Regions from separate parts of the Homo sapiens genome. Here region 1 is linked to region 2. A link is a contact called in ENCODE Hi-C or POLR2A ChIA-PET data. All regions are on one chromosome and are shown on one strand. Each heading gives the region's core, a stretch centred on a gene start or an enhancer-like site at or near the end of the contact. The rest is flanking DNA. Distances are from core to core; before and after follow the strand shown. Region 1 has its middle 40 kb from the start of FAM50B. Region 2 has its middle 29 kb from the start of PRP4K.

What was found. Hi-C counts contacts between places; a loop is a spot of excess contacts on that map. ChIA-PET counts read pairs that join two places held with the same protein, here RNA polymerase II (POLR2A). Pooled maps may share reads with other maps.
Region 1: a map of mammary epithelial cell shows a loop between it and region 2 (3-fold over the local background). The contact joins two enhancer-like sites. A Hi-C loop is called at or near these places in 1 of 168 maps with a recorded cell type or tissue (mammary epithelial cell) and 2 of 50 pooled maps. POLR2A ChIA-PET finds 5 or more read pairs at or near these places in 3 of 52 experiments (IMR-90, Panc1 and activated T-cell).

What each region holds. Positions count from the first base shown.
Region 1 is chr6:3,806,026-3,813,716 of GRCh38, forward strand. No RefSeq gene overlaps it. Among named protein-coding and RNA genes, the nearest start is that of FAM50B, 40 kb to the right of the region's middle. RefSeq lists enhancers at 3,741-4,241, 4,242-4,742. Within about 2 kb of position 3,346, at least 16 of the 41 ENCODE cell types and tissues checked have a DNase peak (open chromatin) inside an H3K27ac peak, as active enhancers do; they include Panc1 and mammary epithelial cell, where a contact is called at or near this core.
Region 2 is chr6:3,989,172-3,996,305 of GRCh38, forward strand. No RefSeq gene overlaps it. Among named protein-coding and RNA genes, the nearest start is that of PRP4K, 29 kb to the right of the region's middle. RefSeq lists an enhancer at 1,576-2,075. Within about 2 kb of position 1,765, at least 24 of the 41 ENCODE cell types and tissues checked have a DNase peak (open chromatin) inside an H3K27ac peak, as active enhancers do; they include Panc1 and mammary epithelial cell, where a contact is called at or near this core.

The sequences.
Region 1 (7,691 bases), core at 2,096-4,595, 180 kb before region 2:
GATCACACATAAACATACACATAATTATACAGTGCTCACTTTTGTAAACCTCCTAAGATAATAGTGAAGAGGACACAGGCTAAAAATGGGAAGTCTAAACGGAAGGGCCAGACAAGTGCTCAAAGGAAAATGATCTGTAGAAGTAAGAAGGGCTGTTTGTGAAGCCAGGACCAGGGGTGCAGACAGGAGCCCAGGAGGCTCCACAGCCACCGCTGCAGCCGAGGTCGTCCTCCCGGCCATGCCCTCTGTCTTCCAACTCCAGCCTCGTCTGGAATCCCCCTCCTCTACACCACACTCCTCTGGGAGGTGGTCTCCTTTCTTCCTGCCCAGCACCTTTATGTTCTTTAACTCAAAAGGCAGTGGAAAGAGAAGACAAGGGCCCTAAGAGAGACCTGGGGAACTCGGAAGCCTTTGACTTTGTTCTCAGTAATTCTTAGTTGGCCTTGGGTTAATCTGTTGGCAACAAAGTCCAACGCAGCAGTGATAAAGAACTTTCCCACTGTGTCAAGCAAGGCCTTTGAAAAAGCAGGGCTGGGACAATCCCTGGGAAGGCACACAGGGGACAGCCCTGCGTCTCACAGCCTGTCCAGTGGCCCCCACTTGCTCACGATGGCCCGTGCCAGGTCTCAGGACACCCACCCCCTTCCATTCTGTCATGTCTAAAGTGTCTGACCCAAAGACTAACCTCCCCTGGAGTTCAGGAAGACTCCACTCTACAGACGCAGCTGACCAACGTTCCAGGCAGGAGCAGCCAGTTCAATCTCGTGTCCCCTGGGCTGCCGTCTCTGCCTCAGCGGCTACCTTGGAATCTCACCCTCCCAAGGGAGTCCCACCCCACTGGGGCTTCTGAGCCCCCCTTAGACTCAGCAGGGCTCTAAAAGCAGGGGTTGAAGCATATTAGAGTTTTGCGACAAGTAATAATAACAATAAATGTAAACCTAATTATGGGCCTACCACTGTTCTAAGAACTTTATACGTGGCCGGGTGCGGTAGCTCACGCCTGTAATCCCAGCACTTTGGGAGGCTGAGGTGGGCGGATCACCTGAGGTCAGGATTTTGAGACCAGTCTGGCTAACATGCTGAAACCCCATCTCCACTAAAAATGCAAAAATTAGCTGGGCATGGTGGCAGTTGCCTGTAATCCCAGCTATTCAGGAGGCTGAGGCAGGAGAATTGCTTGAACCCAGGAGACAGAAATTGCAGTGGGCTGACATCTCGCCACTGTACTCCAGCCTGGGTGACAGAGCGAGACTCCATTTCAAAAAAAGAAAAGAGAAGAACTTTACACACATAAATCCATGTCATCCTCCCAATAACCCTGAGACAGGCATCTATATCAGCGTCCCCACTTTTCAGATGAGGAAACTGAGGCAGATGTCAAAGCGCTACTTGACACAGCTAGCAATTAAATAGTAAAAAGATAGTAGTGAAAAGATAATTAGTAAAAAGATTAAATACATTTTTGTGGGTTTGTTTGAAAAGTTAATCTTCCATTTATGATACTGTTTCTACAGAAAATGCTTTTGAATTTCAAACAATTACTTCCTAAAAAACTTTGAACCAAAGTCAAGCCTAGGCCTTCATACCCATATTTTAATAGCGGTGTTTTGGGCTTCATAGTACCTTGGCAAGAAGAGCCTTCCTTCTGCCCCCCAACTCCTACCACACAGCCGCCACCTCCTCCCACACCTCCTCCCCTGTGTCTCCCCCACCCCACAGCCTGGACACACTTCCATTAGAAAGTACTTGAACTTTTTTTTTTTTTTAGACAGAGTCTTGCTTTGTCACCCAGGCTGGAGTGCAGCAGTGCAATCTCGGCTCACTGCAACCTCTGCCTCCTGGGTTCAACCAATTCTCCTGCCTCAGCCTCCTAAGTAGCTGGGACTACAGGCGCACACCACCACGACCAGCTAATTTTTGCATTTTTTAGTAGAGACGGTGTTTCACCATGTTGGCCAGGCTGGCCTCAAACTCCTGACCTCAGGTGATCCACCCACCTCGGCCTCCCAAAGTGCTGGGATTACAGGGGTGAGCCATCACTCATGCAGATACATCTTTGCAAGAACAGATCTTAATGGAAGAAATTACCATAAAATTATCCTAAAGTTTGCCAAAATGATGAAGTAAGAATTACTCAATTTTTTTACAATAATAAGAAAGTCTGGAAGCCGCAGCATCTCCTTAGGAGTTATAAGTAGAATAAATGAAAGCTTCAAGAGGGAAGCCAATGGCAGGATCCCAGGTGGGTGGGGAGGGGGAGGCGGATGAAAGCTGATTACAAACATGTCCAGTAGCAAGTGGGAGTGGGCAGCCTGAGCCAGGAATTCCCAAAAGGTTGAGGGAGTTGAACAGAAATGGGTGAAGGGTCAGAACCCAGTCGCTGGGTCAGATTATAGTAATGTCTTCCTGTGTTAGAAAGAGTGATTCATTATTTTCAAAGGAATGGATAGAAGAGGCCATCCTTCCACACATCTGGGACCCAGTCTTCTTTATGGTAAAGAAAGGTTGGACATCACTCTTTGAGCCCTTTCAGCTTAGAGTCTGTGAGTCGGAAGAGTTTGTCCATGAGCAGAGACACTAGAACCAAGCCACATACAAACACGTTTTCATAGTGTTTGGAGAATGTATTGCTTGCATATTATGGCTTCAAAGTCAAAATACAACTCCAGAGGACAAACAATTTAGTAGATTCATGAAAAAGCAAGTGAACCTGCTGTAGGATTGGCAATGCATTGAGGAGGCCAGCCTAGTGGGCTCTGGCAGGAGGAAGAGCTCAGCAGACAGGGCAGGGGGCAGTGTCTGTTCAGCATGATGCTATCTGGGGCTGACCAGAATGGCTTCATGAGTGTGTCTGGGTGTGCACATGTGTGTGTGAGTACGTGAGTGTGCGTGCACACGTGCTTGCTGCAGTTACTCACTACAGTGCTTGTTTTTGCCAAGTTCTCAGCTCCCGAGCTGGTGCCTGTGAAGCTGGTGCGGTCTGCAGATGAGTTTTCTGTTTGGGCTCCTGGAGGCTCCAGCTGTGCCAAGCTAGGGTATGGCCACTGGTGACTAAGCAGAGAAGCATGTGTCCAGCTGGGTGTGCCTCTCTGGACAGCTGCAGAGAGAAATAATAGGCTTCTTTGCCTGCAGGACAAGCCCCTTGTCAGTCTGCAAAGAAGTGGCTGGTTCCTCAGCCAGCCACAGGGAGACCCTGAGGTGTAGAGAAGAACCTCTCCAACCCTGGGGAGCTAAGGGAATGTTCTGTAGCGTCACAGGGGAGATTATTCAGGCTACCCAAGCTGTACAGCATGGCTGGAGGGAACATACAGACATCCCTCAGCATCCCAGGGGGATTGGTTCCAGGACTCCGTGCAGATACAAAACTATGGGTGTTCAAGATGCTTATGAAATCACAGAGTCTTTACATACATCCTATGCACATCCTCCTATATACTTTATTTATTTAATTAATTTATTTATGTATTATTTTTATTTTTTAGAGAAGGATTTCACTCTATCCCCTGGGCTGGAGTACAGTGGTGTGATCATAGCTCACAGTAGCCCCAATCTCCTGAGCTCAGGCAATCCTTCCCCCTCTGCCTTCTGAGTAGCTGTGACTACAGGCCCACAGCAACATGCTTGCCTAATTTGTGTACTTTTTGTGGAGATGGGATCTTGCTATGTTGCCCAGGCTGTTCTCGAACTCCTGGCCTCAAGTGATCCTCCTGCCTTGGCCTCCCACAGTGCTCTCCTGTATACTTTAAATCATCTCTACAGTACTTCTAATACTTAAGACAACACAAATGCTGTGTAAATAATTGTTATACTGTGTTTTTTTGTTTGTATTAATTTTATTGTATTGTTATTTTAATTTTTTTCCCAAATATTTTTTATGCGTGGTCAGTTAAATCTGAGGATGTGGAACCTGCAGATTTAGAGGATGGACTCGACCTGTGTGGTCATCACCTGGACTGTCCAGCCTGCTTCAGTGCATTGCTACATGCCCATTCCCAAAACTGATACTGGAGCACTCCACCAGGCCACCTAGTCAAGGTTACAGCTTGACTCCCTGTGGCCAGGAGTCCCCAACTACACATAGCCATGGGGCAGGGGAGAGAAAAGCAGGCCTTCTCGGCGACACTGCCCACCCACCATGTTCCTCGGCCCGCCGCAGCCGCAGCTATCCTTAACCCCTCCTTGCAAGCTCTGTGTTTATAGTCTTGATCTCAGCCTAGGGGACTTCATTCAAAGCCCAGGCCCTTGGGCACGGTGGCTCACGTCTGTAATCCCAGCACTTTGGGAGGCCAAGGCAGGCAGATTACCTGAGGTCAGGAGTTCAAGATGAGCCTGGCCAACATGGCAAAACCCCGTCTCTACTAAAATACAAAAAATAGCCAGGTGTGGTGGCACATGCCTGTAATCCCAGCTACCCGGGAGGCTGAGGCAGGAGAATTGCTTGAACCTGGGAGGCAGAGGCAGCAACGGGCTGAGATTGCGCTACTGCACTACAGCCTGGGAGACAGAGTGAGACTCCGTCTCAAACAAACAAACAACAACAACAACAAAAACAGGCCCTGAGTTTAGTAGCTGAATCTTGCCGTATTTCTTACACCTAAGTTCTCAGCCCTATTAACTGAGCTCCCAGGAAGTTTGCTCCCATCACGGTTCCCAGGATGGACACCTTGTTCCCCAATGGCTTGACCCATTCTCCCTCAGCCTTCCCGGGATCTGCGTGGGGTCTCCTTTGCCACTGCTGGGCTTTCCTGTGTCACTTGCTGCCCCTGGCGCCTCTGCCTCCATCCCAAGTCATAGCTTTCTCTGTGGCCTGCCCTCCATGGTGTGAACACTGCCCACTCACAGTCCCTGGGTGTTCTGCGTCCTGCTCCAGCTCAACTTTTCCGCTGCCCTCTTTTGCCATGCTCTGGGGCAACACCAGACTTGTCACCGGTTGCTATGGTCTGAACGTGTCCCTTTAAATTCCCGTGTTGGAAACTTAATCCCCAGTGCAGCAATGTGGGAAGCTACAGCCTTTTGGGAGGTGGTTGTGTCACAAGGGCTCCACACTCATGGATGGATTAATGTAGCTCTAAAAAGGGCTTGTGGGAGTGGGTTCACTCTCTCTTCCCCTTTCACCTTCTCCCATGTGAGGACACACAAGAAGGCTCTCACCAGATGTCACCGCCTTGATTTGGGACTTCCTAGCCTCCAGGAGAATGAAGAAGTAATGTTCTGTTTTTCATAAATTACCCAGTCTCAGGTATTCTGTTTTAGAGCACAAAACAGACACTGGCATTCTTCATGCTACCGTGCCCTCCATGTGGCTCCTAGCCAAGGCTGTCCACAATGCAGCCTTGTGATGCCTTGGGATGCAGGGTCACCCTGCCATCACTATGTGTGCCAGCCCTCCAGCTGGCTACTTTCTGGGTTCCTCCATGGGTCAGGCAGGAACTTCAGCACATCCTGCATATGATGCAGGAGCTGCAGGACGCTTGGTGGGGTGCTCCACTCTGGCCCTCCCTTCTACCCCACCATGCTGCCTCACCCTACTTACTGCAACTGTGGGCAGTCAGCCAGTGTTTTAGCGCATTGGGCTGCTATAACAAATTACCATGGACTGGGTGGCTTATAAACAACAAAAAGTGATTTCTCACTGTGCTGGAGGCTGGGAAGCCCAAGGTCAAGGTGCTAGCAGATTCTCAGGGTTCTGGTGGTCGGAAATCTGAGATCAGGGCTGCCAGCATTGGGTTCTGGCGAGGGCCCTCTCTGTGGCTTGTAAGTGGCCATATCCTTGCTGTGCCCCCACATATTGGCGGACTGGGAAGCAGGGAGAGAGCGAGCAAACTCTCCAGTATCCATTGTTATAAGAGCACTAAATCCCATCATGGGAACCCTGCCTGCATGCCTCATCTAAACCTGACTGTCTCTCAAAGGCCCCGTCTCCAAACACCATCGCACTGGGGGTTAGGGCTTCAATGTGTGAATTTTAGGGGGATACATGCAGTTCATAACGAACGTCTACCTTGCAGGGCTGTTGTGAGGATTAAAGAGATAGTGCCTTGGCCGGATGCAGTGGCTCACGCCTGTAATCCCAGCACTTCGGGAGGCTGCAGGCGGATCACTTGAGGTCAGGAGTTTGAGACAACCTGGCCAACATGGTGAAACCCTGTCTCTACCAAAAATATAAAAAAATTAGCCGAGTGTGGTGGTGCACGCCTATAATCCAAACTACTCGGGAGGCTGAGGCAGGAGAATCACTTGAACCTGGGAGGTGGAGGTTGCAGTGAGCTGAGATTGTGCCACTGCACTCCAGCCTGGTGATAGAGCGAGACCCTGTCTCCAAAAAAAAAAAAAAAGAGAGAGATAGTGCCTCTCCTATAGTGAGCATTGCCTTCCTCCAGCCATCAGTAAGTGAATAGAGCACATAGAATTTAGCTCCATTGGACTCAAGTAGCCATCAATAGGGGACTAGATAAACAAGCACGTTAAACTAGCTAAATAAGCTTAATGGACATCATATGACAGAAAAAGGAGTAAAGAATTCCAATGGTCCAATATGGAGCCATCTTCAATATACATCTGTAAGCTAGCAAGAAAACATACAGAATGCTGCACATAGTAAGCCACTTTTGTGTACAAAAGGGTGGGAAACAAGAACATGTGTTTGTATTTGCTTGTGCTTCAATAAAGGGAAATGTAAGAAACTCATAGAAGTCATTACCTGTAAGAGAACAGCAGTGAGGAAGAAACGGGTAAGAGCAATTCTCAAGTTACAGCTTTTAGAACATCTGGGTTTTTAATCACGTGATATATTTCTATATAAAACATTAAATTACAACAGATGAATAAGTAAAAGGTTTGCTGCATTCCAACATCCACTGTGTGTAGGGGCAGGGCCTAGAGATGGTTGAAGCATTTTACCAGTGTGGAATCTGAACCCAGAGAGTCCTAGGATTTACCTGAAATCACACCGTGGGTGGCAGGATGAGAATCCACATCTACTGACTCCTGCTGCAGGGGCCTCTCCCCATCTCTCCTTTCCATGGTTAAGGCTCTGTATTCACTCCAGGGCTTACTCAGATGGAGTGGAGAAAAGATAAATTAATCCCCTCTAATTTCTCACTATGGGGAAATTTCCAGAAACCAGGGATACAGGAATAGGAAAAATATAAGTTCCTTCCTGCCTAACAGATACAATCACAGGGTTTCATGAACGGCTCTCCACCTTTGCATGGAGTCACCGCCAAGGGAGAGGCCCCCCAGAGTCACCTGCCCTCGCTGGTCCAGCCGAGTGCACAGGATACGGCTGCTTCCTCCCCTGGCTGCTTTCCTCTGGTGACTCAGCAGGAGAGCTCCTGAAATAGCAGCCCTGGGGTGGAGGAGCTCGGGGAAGCCCTGGTCGTCTGGGGGAAGCACCCTTGTCACTGTCCCAGAGATAGCGCTCCCAAAATGTGTTTTCACCTTCTGGCCAGTGGGGCACGCCAACCCATGGGGTTTTAGAACGACAGGAAATTTGCACTGGAAAGTGCCTGAGAAATCTCTAGACCAGTGCTCGCTCCTCAAACCCAAAGTGCACAGAATGGCGTGGGGTCTTGTTACAATGCAGACTGAGTCAGTAGGTCCAGAGTGTGGCCTGAGATCCTGCATTTCTAACCCACTGCTAGGTGAGGCCCTCCTGCTGGTCTTTTACAATTTGTGGAAGAAGGAAAGGA
Region 2 (7,134 bases), core at 515-3,014:
GAGAAAGTATTTGGAGACAGCATGTGAGACTATCCACAGTCTGTTATTACCCATGCAGTTTCGAAGGGTAACGAAATAATAAACTGCCAACACTAATCTCTCCAGCACAAGTTCTAAGGATACTAATGTAGCTCCTAAGTAACTAAAGAGAAAGATAAATCCACATTGTTCCTAGATAGCATTTATTGGATAGAATTTCCTTCCTCTTCCTCTCTTCCTTCTTCCTTTAAGAACTAGGTATTAAACACATGGTATGTACCAGGCATTGTGCTAGACACTGGGAATCCTCACACAAAACAGGGCCTAGTGGGGAAAATACAAGTTAAAGTCATACAAGTGTACTAAGTAAGATAAGAGAGATGTTCAGGGCGCTATACCAACATCTCATAGATAGCCTTATGGTAGTCCAGAAGCTTTCAAATGAATAATGAGGACTAAAGAGCCAACAAGGGACCTATGAATTAAGTACATCAAAAAATGGCAGTGGACATGAGCATGATAAACAAAAGCCAGTGAATGCTAAGCTTTGGAAGAATTATCTCAGGGAAGAGAAGACATAAATTATCAAAGTCTTACAAGTCTTTTGATGTGTAAGCCTTCTCTTGTGTTAAATCTGTAATTTCCCTTGGGGCATACAGGGATTTAACTCTAGCTACTGGTCTATATACAGTGGAAGTGGTTGGGGATGTATAGAGGAATATTTACTTGCTCTTACAATGTAACTTCCTCATATAAAAAAGTGTATTAGGGCCAGGCGCAGTGGCTCACTCCTGCAATCCCAGCACTTTGGGAGGCCAAGGAGGGCGAATCATAAGATCAGGAGTTCAAGACCAGCCTGGCCAACATGGTGAAACCCCATCTCTACTAAAAATACAAAAAATTAGCTGGCGGTAGTGGCAGGCGCCTGTAATCCCAGCTACTCGGGAGGCTGAGGCAGGAGAATTGCTTGAACCAGGGAGGCAGAGGTTGCAGTGAGACGAGATCGTGCCACTGCACTCCAGAGCCCGGCTGACAGAGTGAGACTCCATCTCAAAAAAAAAAAAAAAAAAAAAAAGTGTATCAATTTCTTATAGCTGCCGTAACCAAGTGGCTTAAACAACAGAAATGTATTGTTTCACAGTTCTGAAGGCTGGGAATCAAAGATCAAGGTGTTGGGGCAGGGTGGGCTCTTTCTGGGGGCTGTGAGGCAAGGATCCGTTTCAGGCCTCTGTCCTTGGCTTGTAGAAAGCCATTTTCTTCCTGTGTCCCTGTACATTTACGCATATCTCCATGTACAAGTTTCTCCTTTTTTTTTTTTTTTTTCAGACGGAGTCTCGCTCTGTCACCGGGCTGGAGTGCAGTGGCGCGATTTTGGCTCACTGCAAGCTCTGACTCCCTGGTTCAAGCGATTCTCCTGCCTCAGCATCCCGAGTAGCTGGGACTACAGGCACGCGCCACCACGCCCAGCTAATTTTTGTATTTTTAGTAGAGACAGGGTTTCACCATGTTGGCCAGGATGGTCTTATCTCCTGACCTCATGATCCGCCTGCCTGTGCCTCCCAAAGTGCTGGGATTGCAGACGTGAGCCACCGCGCCTGGACAGTTTCTCCTTTCTATAAGCACAGCAGTCATACCGGATTAGGGCGCCCATCCATAACCGTCACCAAACAGAGGGTTAGTTGCTTGCTGCCTGCGTAGTCCAATTAACAAGAGCGAGGTCTGGCATAAAGAAAGCGGTTTCTTCCGAAGCTAGCTTGGGGAAGAGTCGTGAACGTTAGTCCTGCCTTTACATGTGACGTTTTGCTCCCAGAGCAGAAAGTAGGCACTTATCCAAGGCCGGGGAAGGAGTGAGCAAGGGCGAGGGGTCCCCCTGCTGGCCCAGTGCCTTAACTACTGGGTAGCTGAGTTGGTGCCTTCCTGGGCAGAAGTTATAAAAGTGGCCAAGTGGGCGTGCTTTTGACATGCCCTCCTGGTGGGTGGGAGTTCCAAGGCAACCCCTCCTAGAGGGTGAAGGTTCTGAGGCAGGCATGCTTTGGGGGCATAAGCCGGGGGAAAGGGGAGAGGAGAAAATAATTAAAAAATAAACTGAAAAATGAGAGTACTCAGTTACATAATGAACTCATTTTAACTTGATTCCCTCTTTACAGACCTTATCCCTAAATAAGGCTATATTCTGTAAACCAAAAATAAAATCTTAAGATCCGTCAGCCATCTGAATGGACTCCTCCTCTCTGCCAGAGCATTCCAAAGTTAACCGGAAAAACTGGTTCAGGCCATGATGGAAATGGGGGGGTCAGACATGGCTCGTTATACCATCCCCACTTATGGAATTCAGAAAGAGCCAACCAGCATTTAACATCAACACAGAACTTATGTCTAATAAGAAACATTTAGTCTATTCTCTCTGAGGCATGCTATCTGGAGGCTTCATTTGCATAATTTAAAAGTTGGTCTCCACAACCCCTATCGAAACCCAGACATTCTATTGATAACTCTTTTAACCAATTGCCTATCAGAAAATTTTAAAATCTACCTATGACCTGGAACTGCCCCTCACCCTCCATCTTTGAGTTGTGACACCTTTCCAGACCAAATCAATGTATATCTTACATGTATTTGATTGATGTCTCATGTCTCCCTAAAATGTATAAAACTAGGCTATTCCCCAACCACCCTGGGCACATGTTCTCAGGATCTCGTGAGGGCTGTGTCATGGGCATTGGTCACTCATATTTGGCTCAGAATAAATCTCTTCAAATATTTTACAGAGTTTGACTCTTTTCATCAACAATTCTGAGGTGCTGGGGGTCAAGACTCCAACATATGAAATTCGTGAAGCAGGGGACACAATTCAACCCATAACAAGGAGTTACATGTTTTTAAAAGAGAGGTAAAGCACAAGAAAACATATTTGGTCTTTGTGCCAGTTCCAGGTACATGGCTTCTAAAACCCTTGGAATCTCCCGTGTGATAAGATTATCTTCTGTATGATAATGAGCTGACTGGTGCCTGGGGTTGCCTGGATGGCCTCAGGATGAGGGTGGATTGATAAAAGACCTAGGCATCTTTAGAGGCTGGAACTTCTAGCCCCACTCCCAATCTCTTGGGACGGAAAGTTGAGTTAATCACCAATGGCCAATAACTTAATCGATCCAAGTCCACACAACAAATCCTCCATAAAAACTCCTAAAGAACAGGGTTTGGAGAGCTTCCGGGTTGAAAACTTGGAGGTACTGAGGGCTGGTGCACCCACAGAGGGCGTAAAAGCTCTCTGCCCCTCTCCCTATATCTTCTCTTCTGCATTTTTTCCATTTGGCAGTTCCTCAGCAGTATCTTTTTTTTTTTTTTTTTTTTTTTTTTTTTGAGACAGGGTCCTACTCTGTTGCCCAGGCTGGAGTGCAGTGATAACATCATAGCTCACTGGAGACGCAAACTCCTGGGCTCAAGTAATCCTCCTGTTAGCAGTGGCAAATCCACGAGTCTGCAGCAACCTCAATTCTTGCCTCCTTAGGAGAAAGAATTCGTTCGACTGAAGGGCATAAGGCAGAGAGAGAGATGGAGGTAAGTTTTAGAGCAGGCGTGAAAGTTTATTAAAAAGTTTTAAAGCAGGAATCAAAGAATGTAAGGTACACTTGGAAGATAGCCAAGCAGGAGTCTTGAGGAGTTCAAGTGCCCAGTTTGACCTCTGACTTGGGGTTTCATATGCTGGTATTCTGCATGTGCGGTGGCCTGCCAGCACTTAGGAGGGGGCCAATGCACAGTGTGTTTACTGAAGTTGAACAAATGCACATTGAGGCGTTCTTTCCTACAAGTTGAATGTTCCTAGAGGAAGGTCATATACCCGTTAAACTCTGCCATTTTGCCTTTGAGTGCACATGCTTGAGCCCACTCACCCAACTCCTGAGATCATATTGGGAAGCTGCTAGTCACCAGTTTCAGGTGTTTTCTATCTGTTGGGAGACTGCCTTTCCCTAGCACTGGCTGCAACCAATTATTATTTTAAAGAGACAGTTAACAACCACCTGACCATCACCTGATGGTTGCCTAACATTCCTGGTGGTGGAAGGACCCTCTTCTGCCCTGCTCACGTCTAACTACCTGCTCTAATACTCCCACCTCAACCTCCCAAGTTACTGAGACTATAGGTGTGAGCCACCGTGCCAGGCCTGAGCTGTTATCTTTTATAATAAAATGAGAATAATCAGTGCTTCAGGGCTTTGCTGAGTTCTGTGAGGCATTCTAGCAAATTATAGAAACTGAGGGGAAGGGGCCATGGGAACCCCCAAATTTGTAGTCACCTGGGCAGAAATGTGGATCACCTGGGCACCCCATTTACAGCTGACATCTGAAGTAGGGAAGTATTGTGGGACTGAGCCTTTAACTTGTAGGGGTGGATGCTAACGCAGGCAGACAGTATCAGAATTTAATTGAATTATTGGACATCCGGTTGATGTCTAGAGAACTGGAGAAATGGCTGGTGTTAGAACGGACATCACACATTTGGTGTCAGGAGGAAAACACCCTCGGGAGGATTAAGAGGAAGGAAAGGCTTTGACAAGCAGAGGAGGCTCAAGGCATTGAGTTCAGAGTACTCCATGGAGTCAAGGAGGTCTCCGAATCCTCTGGAGTGTCCCCATCCTAATTCACAAAGTCTTGGTTTTTCCTGATTAGGACTTGCACTTACACGACCTGGTGACTAACCAACAGAGTAACTGAATAACCCTACAGATCAATTTTTGAGTTTGGTTTTCAGTTACTTCAGCCTTAGGGTTTTCTGGTATTCTTGGTTTTATTTTTAGAAATAAAAAAAAACAACATAGACTTGAAGGACTTCAATAGCACATAAGAAAAATAAGTTGAATCAAAAGGATGAGAAAGGATTGAAAAAGACTAGAACAATCTTTATCAGAGAATTATTAACCATGTTAAGGGCCAGGCGCGGTGGCTCACGCCTGTGATCCTAGCACTTTGGGAGGCTGAGACAGGCGGGTCACCTGAGGTCAGGAGTTCAAGACCAGACTGGCCAACATGGTGAAACCTCATCTCTACTAAAAATACAAAAATTAGCCAGGTGTAGTGGCAGGCGCCTGTAATCCCAGCTACTTGGGAGGCTGAGGCAGGAGAACCACTTGAGCCCAGGAGGCAGAGGTTGCAGTGAGCCAAGACTGTACCACTGCACTCCAGCCTGGGCAATAAGAGCAAAATTCCATGTCAAAAAAAAAAAAAAAGAGAGAGAGACAGAATTATTAACCATTTTAACAGAAAATCAGAATCTGTAGACATGATATTAGAAATAGTAAGAGGGTTTAACAAGGTGGACAGGTATAAGGTCGTTATACAAAAGTCAACTGCACTTCTTTATACCAGAAGGGAGTCCAGATATAGACTCAAATATACAGGGCATATAAGTGTATGATAAAGGTGTCATCTCAAATTATGGGAAAAAGATTATTCAGTAAAGGTGTTGGGACCTTTGGGGAAAAAAATATACATCTGAATCATACATAAATTGCTGTCAGATATACCAAAGACTTAAAAAGAAATGAAATATAAAAGTATTATAAGAAAGAAAATTGTATCACATGGGGCTAGGGAAGGGCTTTATAATCATGGCGGAAAACCTAGACACCATATGGAATGATTAACAATTTAAAACTTCATTATAACATAACAAACAAAATCAAAGCAAAAACCCTCCACAAAGTTAAGAGATAAAAGACAATCCAAGAGGTGGGGGATTATCATAGTTTGTGATGTGCCTTTTATTGTGATTGAGCTCTGTTTGAATGCCACTTCTAAAACTGTGGAGCGGGCACAGTGGCTCGTGGCTGTAATCCCAGCACTTTGGGAGGCTGAGGCGGGCAGATCACTTGAGCTCAGGAATTCAAGACCAGGCCTGGGCAACATGGTGAAACCCTGCCTCTACAAAAAATTAGCTGGGTATGGTGGCAGGCACCTACAGTCCCATCCACTCAGGAGGCTGAGGCACTAGAATTGCTTGAACCTAGGAGGCGGAGTTTGCACTGAGCTGGGATCGTGCCACTGCACTCCAGCCTGGGTGATAGAGACATACCCTGTCTCAAAATAAAAATAAAAATAAACTAACTGTAAATTTGGGCAAATTCCTTAACCTCTCTGAACCCATTTTCCTTGTGTGAACATGAAAATAACACATTCCCCAAAATTAATGTGAGGATTAAATGGAATAATGTATGTAAAGTATTTAGCACAGAGCCTAGCATGCAGTAAGCATTCAATAAATGTAGGGGAGAAGACGTGCAATATTTGACAAAAACATTTATTATCAATTTATTTAAAATGCATGCTTTAAAAAGAGTAAAATATGTGAACAGTCAGCTTGAATAAGTAGAAATAATGGTGATTAATAATCACATTAAAAAGTGTGTAACTGGCTAGGCATGGTGGCTCACGCCTGCAATCCCAGCACTTTGGGAGGCTGAGTGGGGGGATCACCTGAGGTCAGGAATTCCAAACCAGCTGGTCCAACACGGTGAAACCCCATCTCTACTGAAAATACAAAACTCAGCCAGGCGTGGTGGCAGGCGCCTGTAATCCCAGCTACTCGGGAGGCTGAGGCACGAGAATCACCTGAACCTGAGAGGTAGAGGTTGCAGTGAGCTGAGATTGTGCCACTGCACTCCAGCCTGGATGACAGAGTAAGACTCTGTCTCAAAAAACAAACAAACAAAAGTGCATAACTTCTCAAATAGAAATTTAAAATAAAAGAACAAGATATATGACTGTATTTCTTAGGCAGTAATTTAAAATAAAAAAAAATTGATAATGCCTGAGCTAGTAAGAATGTAGTGAATCACTCTCTTACATTTTACTAAGAGTATCCATCGGTACACGTTTTAAGGTAATTTGTTGGTACTTATTAAAATGTAAATGTTCACAATTGCTTGCCCTCACAGTTTAATTTCTAAGAATTTTTCCTACTGAAATACTGATTTAAGGAAGCAAAATACATAGTATTTGCAAGGATGGCTAAAGAAAAAAACAAAACTACAAAAAATAAAGCATATCTACAAATGCTATTATGAAGATTCAAAATATATACCAGAACAAGTTGTATGTATGTATAGTATGAGCCTTTTATTGTAAAAAACAATAGTAACTATGACATATATGTTA